Linked DNA regions of Homo sapiens: region 1 is linked to region 2. The links are chromatin contacts, found by Hi-C or POLR2A ChIA-PET in ENCODE. All regions are on one chromosome and are shown on one strand. The core of a region is the stretch at or near the end of the contact, and the rest is flanking DNA. Distances in the headings are between cores, read along the strand shown.

Region 1 (3,045 bases), core at 291-2,790, 870 kb before region 2:
AAATGCTCTAGTGGTTCCCCCCGGGCTTAGACTAAAATCCAAAATGTTTAGCCCAACCTAAGTGGCCCTGCACCTCGTGGTCTCACCTCAATTCCTGTCATCAGACCTGCAACCCCCCTTCTTCACTGCCTCAATAACCCCAAGATCTTTCCTACTCAGGGCTTCTGGACAGGCTGCTTCCTTCTCTGTCTACTTTTTACCTAATTTCTACCCACTCTCTAGATTTTCCTCAACTCCTCAGAGACTTTCCCAATTTCAATTAAGAACTCCCAGTTCCATTCTTTCACAGCACTTGTATTTTTCCTTTAACATGGTTAATGCAGTTTGCAAACTGTTCCTCTCTTATGAACTGTAAGCTCCATGAGTGAGGGGACCACGTGTTATCGCCATCTATACACCTAACATCTAAGCATGTCTGGCTCATAATAAGTATGAACATATATTAAGTGAATGATCACTTATTAACTCTGGCAGTCCTACAGCCTTCCCAGTTTTAAATTTTAATGACTATTCTTATTAACTTTTTTTATAATTCTGTATTTAATTAAGACTAAATTTGCAATTTAGATGTTGTTCAGAACAATTTTCACTGTTCCTAAATTAATCTGCAAATATAAACCAAAGTGTTTTTCCTAGTCTCTTTGTAATAATTACATGTCATTAATTTTAAAATGTGTATTTTTTCACATTTTAATATCTGAAATATGAATGCCTCTTGCAATCAAAAGTTATTATAATTTAACTGGCAGGTGTTATTTCCTTCATAGTATATAAAATAATGGTACAACTTACAACCACTGGGATCTTTGAATCAATGAAATATATAGTAAATCCTATTGTATTTGCCACGAATAAATCACATCTACTCTGTTTAATTTCTCTCTGAAACAGAACCAAACTGTGAAAAATTTTTTTACATACTTGTATTGTTTTTGTTATAATCCTAACATATAATCTTCCATAAGCCAGGCATATATAGGGTTTTCATTTTTACTAGATGAGTGTGTGTGTGTATGTATGTATGTATATAGCAGTGATTTATCATCCAATTAAGATATCACAGCCATAGCAGGAAAAAAATCTTTTTTTAACCAAAGCTAATCTAAACAGATAGCTGTGAAGTCACTGGGAGATGAGAGCCATCTCCAACTCATGTTGGTTAAACGTGAATGTTTCGGGGAGTTATTTTTGCCAAACATTACCCAGAAACATACCTATTTTAAATAATAGTGTATACACTTTTGACCTTAAAAAAATAACAGATTTCAGCTAAACAATGTGTTTTGAGAAACTACCTTGAAGACTTAAAAATAAATAAAATTGTGGTCAGAAAAATAAGAGAAACTTAAGCACTATTACAGATCAAGCTTTATCTTCATTTCCTGTTTATTTAGGAAACATGAGGTTTCTTGGTTTTGGTTTCTAGACATTCCTAAGAATGAATTTGTGACCTGACACAGAACTTCAAGAACGCTTACTCCCTGAGGTTAGGTTTCTAGTGCTAGACTCTTCCTAGACCTACAAAACTCACCTGTTAAAAACCAAGATGCTTCAAGGGTCCCTTCTCAGGGAAACTGTAGTCAGTCCTCCCCTTATAATGTGGTGTCAGCCACTGTTGATTGTGCTAACTCTCTTGTAGGTCTCTCCTCTACTCTTCTATGAGGTCTTTTTCTCCTGGTTCTATGTCTAATCATCTTCATCAGTACCATAAATTAGACCTTCTTCCTGGAGCCCCTTAAATACCAACTATGGCCCTCTTCTCATAGCACAAAAAAACTTCATAAATATACCATGATATTTTACTCCCGTCTCTGCAGATGACTTTTTTTTTTTTTTCCCTGCCAGGAATACCCTTTGCCATCTCAATATGGCTTCAATGAAGAATTTCCTACCACCATTCTACGGCAGTTAGCTGCTCTCCCGCTGCATGGTAAATATTAACTACAATATATCATAAAATTAAGTATATGTTTAAGTATCTGCTTCCCTCTCCACATTGTGAGCTCTTCCAGGACAAGTTCCCTCTTATTCATTGTTCTATCACACTGCCCAGTGACCTGACATACTGCCCCTTTCTGGGAAGCGAAGGGTCTGCCCAGTCCTAAGGGTGGTGGCTAATGCTTAAGGTGCTTTATACATCTGAATCCATCCCAGCTTCCACAGCTGCCTGGTCCAGGAATGTTCCTTGGTCCAATGACCTTCTGTACTGAACGGTATTGTACGCCTGAGTCAGCTCTCTCCCTGAGAGTTTGAAAGTAAAACACACAAATAGTGTTACTGCAGGAAGAGTGGCACTTAACACGGAAACAGAGCAAGGTAATAAGTAGAAACACTGAGACAGAAATAAGGGAGAAGAGAGAGAAATTAGAAGAAAGACAGGGATGCAGAAGCAACAAAAGTCAACCTAACAAGTTGTACACGGGTCCCCTGATAAGCTGTTAGATGATGACAGCCACTTTTATACCACCCCTGGATAATGAATGACTAGTTCTCCACGGGCCAAGTGTACATGCTGCAATGGAGGAAACTTCTTGGTGGATTCTTTAATTTGGAATGAAATAAATTTTAACCCATCTCTGTTCCCTGCAACCTCAAATAGTCTGACTAAAACACTAGTTCTGCACAATGCCTGGCACACAGGGGACATTTCATAAACACTCAAAAATAGAATCCTGGCCGGGCACGGTGGCTCATGCCTGTAATCCCAGCACTTTGAGAGGCCGAGGCAGGCAGATCAACTGAGGTTGGGAGTTCGAGACCAGCCTGACCAACATGGAGAAACCCCATCTCTACTAAAAATACAAAATTAGCCGGGCATAGTGGCGCATGCCTGTAATCCCAGCTAGTAGGGAAGTTGAGGCAGGAGAATCACTTGAACCCAGGAGGCTGAGGTTGCGGTGAGCTGAGATTGCGCCATTGCACTCCAGCCTGGGCAACAAGAGCAAAACTCCATGTCCAAAAAAATAAACAAACAAAAAGAATCCTACCAGTCTACTGTAATTTTTAAGTTATTTATTAAATGGCTCATCCTTAGGAAGGAAATAT
Region 2 (3,073 bases), core at 526-3,025:
TTTTTTTAAATGGCTACAAGTATTTACATTTACATGGTTTTGGTATACCATCATTTAACTAGTGTCCCATCATAATCAGGTTGTTTCAGCCTTTTACTGTTAAAAACAATGCAGTGAATAACTTTGTACATGTGTTGTTTTATTCATATCTGTAGGATAAAATAAAGTAGAATCATTAGAATCAAATGTGTGTGTTTTAATTTTGATTGATATTGCCGAACTGGCTCTCTGCCTTGTTTGGGTAGAGCTTTTTTCTTTGTTTTTAAGTGAGGTCTAATTTACAAACAACAAAACTGACCATTTTTAAAGTGTTCAATGTATTGGGAAGCTTATGCCAATTTACACTATAACCTGTAGTGTGTGACGATACTTTCGTTGCTTAGTCTCACAACACCCTGTTGATACTTTTTGGGTTTTTATATTTTTGCCAACACTAATATGTAAGAATGGTATTGGGATAATTTTTGGTTTGTTTACCTTTTGTTACATACTGCAAAACAGAACTCATAAGTGTACAGCTCAGTGAATTTATCACTGTCCAGATCAAGATACAGAACATGCTCAGCACCCAGAATGTCCCCTTTTATACCCTTCCTCACAAAAAACAACTGCTCTGACCTCTGTCACCAAACACCGTAGACTTTTGCCTCTTTTTGAACTTCTGTAAAATAAATCATGCAGAGCGTACTTTCTTGCCTTTTTTCTCTTTTAAAATTTTTTTGTAGAGTCAGGGTCTCACTATTTTGTGCAGGCTGGCCTCTTAACTCCTGGCCTCAAGCAATTCTTCCCCCTCAGCCTCCCAAAGTGCTGATATGACAGGTGTGGGCCACTGCACCCAACCTGTCTGATTTCTTTCATTCTGTATTATATATGAGATTCATCCATGATGCATGTATCTGTTGTTATTTTTCATTGCTGTGATTCAATTACTTGAATATACCATAATTTATCCTAGTGTTAATAGATATTTGGTTGATTTTATTTTTCATCTATTTTGAATAAAACTTCTGTAAACATTCTTGTAGATGTCTTTGGAGGTATTAAGCACTCGTTTCTTTTGGTTATACCTTATCTGGGCAGATTTTGTTTGTTTTAAGGTCTAATTTATAAACAATAAAATTCACCATTTTTTAGTTACAACTTGATAGGAAACCCATGAGTCTAACATTTCTGCGTTTCTTATCAGCAAAAACCCTGATGGCTGCCTTTTTTCTGAACTTTGTTTTGAGACGGAGTCTCGCTCTGTCACCTAGGCTGGAGTGCAGTGGTGTGACCTCGGCTCACTGCAGCCTCCGCCTCCCAGGTTCAAGCAGTTCTCTGCCTCAGCCTCCTGAGTAGCTGGGATTACAGGCGGCCGCCACCACGCCTGGCTAATTTTTGTATTTTTATTAGGGACAGGGTTTCACCATGTTGGTCAGGCTGGTCTTGAACTCCTGACCTCATGATTCACTCGCCTCAGCCTCCCAAAGTGCTGGGATTATAGGCGTGAGCCACCATGCCCAGCCAACTTACCTTTTAAAGAATGTTGGAAGGTAGACTCTCAGAGCCGTGGAGCAAAGGACAGGCTTACTTACAGTCTTCAAAGATACAGATAATGTCTCCCTCTAGAGTAAATGGCAGACATGCTTCCTGCATATTTTTCAAGTTTAGGGTTACTTAAGATCTGTCTTTCTTTCCTGTGAAGCAGCCTGTTCAGGTGTCATCTGACTTCACAATGCCCTGTGACAGTTGGGACTCAAGCAGCTGGCGCAAGAAAATGCTGATACTCTGACTACTGTTATGAGTAATACAGTCCTTTGCTTCTGACGCAAAAATGTCATGCCTTTTGCCAGTATCCATGACACTGTGGTAGGCTGACTTGTTAGCTTGAAAGTAAGGTAAAATCTCAGTGCCTTTGAAACAGTTGACACAGAATTCAGTGAATTTTGACAAATGTAGTCTTTTTTTTTTTTTAAATAGAATTTCGCTTTGTTGCCCAGGCTGGAGTGCAGTGGTGCCATCTCAGCTCACTGCAGCCCCTGCCTTCCGGGTTCAAACAGCTCTCCTGCCTCAAGCCTCATGAGTAGCTGGGACTGCAGGCATACACCACCACACCTGGCGTGTGTGTGTGTGTGTGTGTCTGTGTGTGTCGGGGTCTCGCTCTGTTGCCCATGCTGGAGTCCAGTGGCATGATCTGGGCTTACTGCAACCTCTGTTTCACGGGTTCAAACAGTTCTCCTGCCTCAGCCTCCCGAGTAGCTGGCATCACAGACACCCGCCACCACGCCAAGCTACTTTTTGTATTTTTAATAGAGATGGGGTTTCACCATGTTGGCCAGGCTCGTCTCGAACTCCTGACCTCAAGTGATCTGCCCACCTCGGCCTCCCAAAGTGCTGGGATTACAGGCGTGAGCCATCGCGTCCTGCCAAATGTATAGAGTCTTATAGTCACCACCACAATCAAGTCATAGAGTATTTTTATCACCCCAGATTTCCTTTATGCCCTTTTACGTGTGCCTTCTCTACCTCAGCCCTAGGCAACCCTGGATCTGCTTTCTGTCACCTTAGTTTTGCCGTATCAAGAATTTCTGAGGCACATGCCTGTAATCCCAGTGCTTTGGGAGGCTGAGGCAGGAGGATTGCTCGAGCCCAGGAGTTTGAGACAGCCTGGGCAACATAGTGAGACCCCCATCTCTTAAAAAAAAAAAGAATTTCCTGTAAATAGAGTTATACAATGTATAACCTGTTGTGTCTGGCTTCGTTTATTCAGTGTAATGCTTTTGAGATTCATTCATACTACTGCATGTATCACCAGTTCATACTCTTTTTTTTTTGTTTGCTGAGTAGTATTCTATTATATGTCTCTACCATTGTTTGAATGTATGTTTATACATTCAGCAGTTGGTGGACATTTGGATTGTTTCCAGTTTGGGACTTATGAATGAAGCTGCTGTGAACATTTGAGTATAAGTCTTATTGTGGGCATATGTTTTTATTTTGGGGAGTACGCTCTTTGGAGTGGAAATACCAAGTCTTATGGTGTGCTTTTAACTTGGTAACGAACTATCAAATTGTTTACCAGAGTGTCTGTATC

Evidence for each region. Hi-C counts contacts between places; a loop is a spot of excess contacts on that map. ChIA-PET counts read pairs that join two places held with the same protein, here RNA polymerase II (POLR2A). Pooled maps may share reads with other maps.
Region 1: a pooled map shows a loop between it and region 2 (2.2-fold over the local background). The contact joins two enhancer-like sites. A Hi-C loop is called at or near these places in 1 of 168 maps with a recorded cell type or tissue (naive thymus-derived CD4-positive, alpha-beta T cell) and 2 of 50 pooled maps. POLR2A ChIA-PET finds 5 or more read pairs at or near these places in 2 of 52 experiments (T-cell and naive thymus-derived CD4-positive, alpha-beta T cell).

The regions. Positions count from the first base shown.
Region 1 is chr5:56,850,875-56,853,919 of GRCh38, reverse strand. The region is part of intron 1 of MAP3K1 (mitogen-activated protein kinase kinase kinase 1); the gene reads right to left. Among named protein-coding and RNA genes, the nearest start is that of MAP3K1, 37 kb to the right of the region's middle. RefSeq lists a silencer at 2,700-2,879. Within about 2 kb of position 1,540, at least 4 of the 41 ENCODE cell types and tissues checked have a DNase peak (open chromatin) inside an H3K27ac peak, as active enhancers do.
Region 2 is chr5:55,976,878-55,979,950 of GRCh38, reverse strand. The region is part of intron 2 of IL6ST (interleukin 6 cytokine family signal transducer); the gene reads left to right. Among named protein-coding and RNA genes, the nearest start is that of IL6ST, 17 kb to the left of the region's middle. Within about 2 kb of position 1,775, at least 5 of the 41 ENCODE cell types and tissues checked have a DNase peak (open chromatin) inside an H3K27ac peak, as active enhancers do.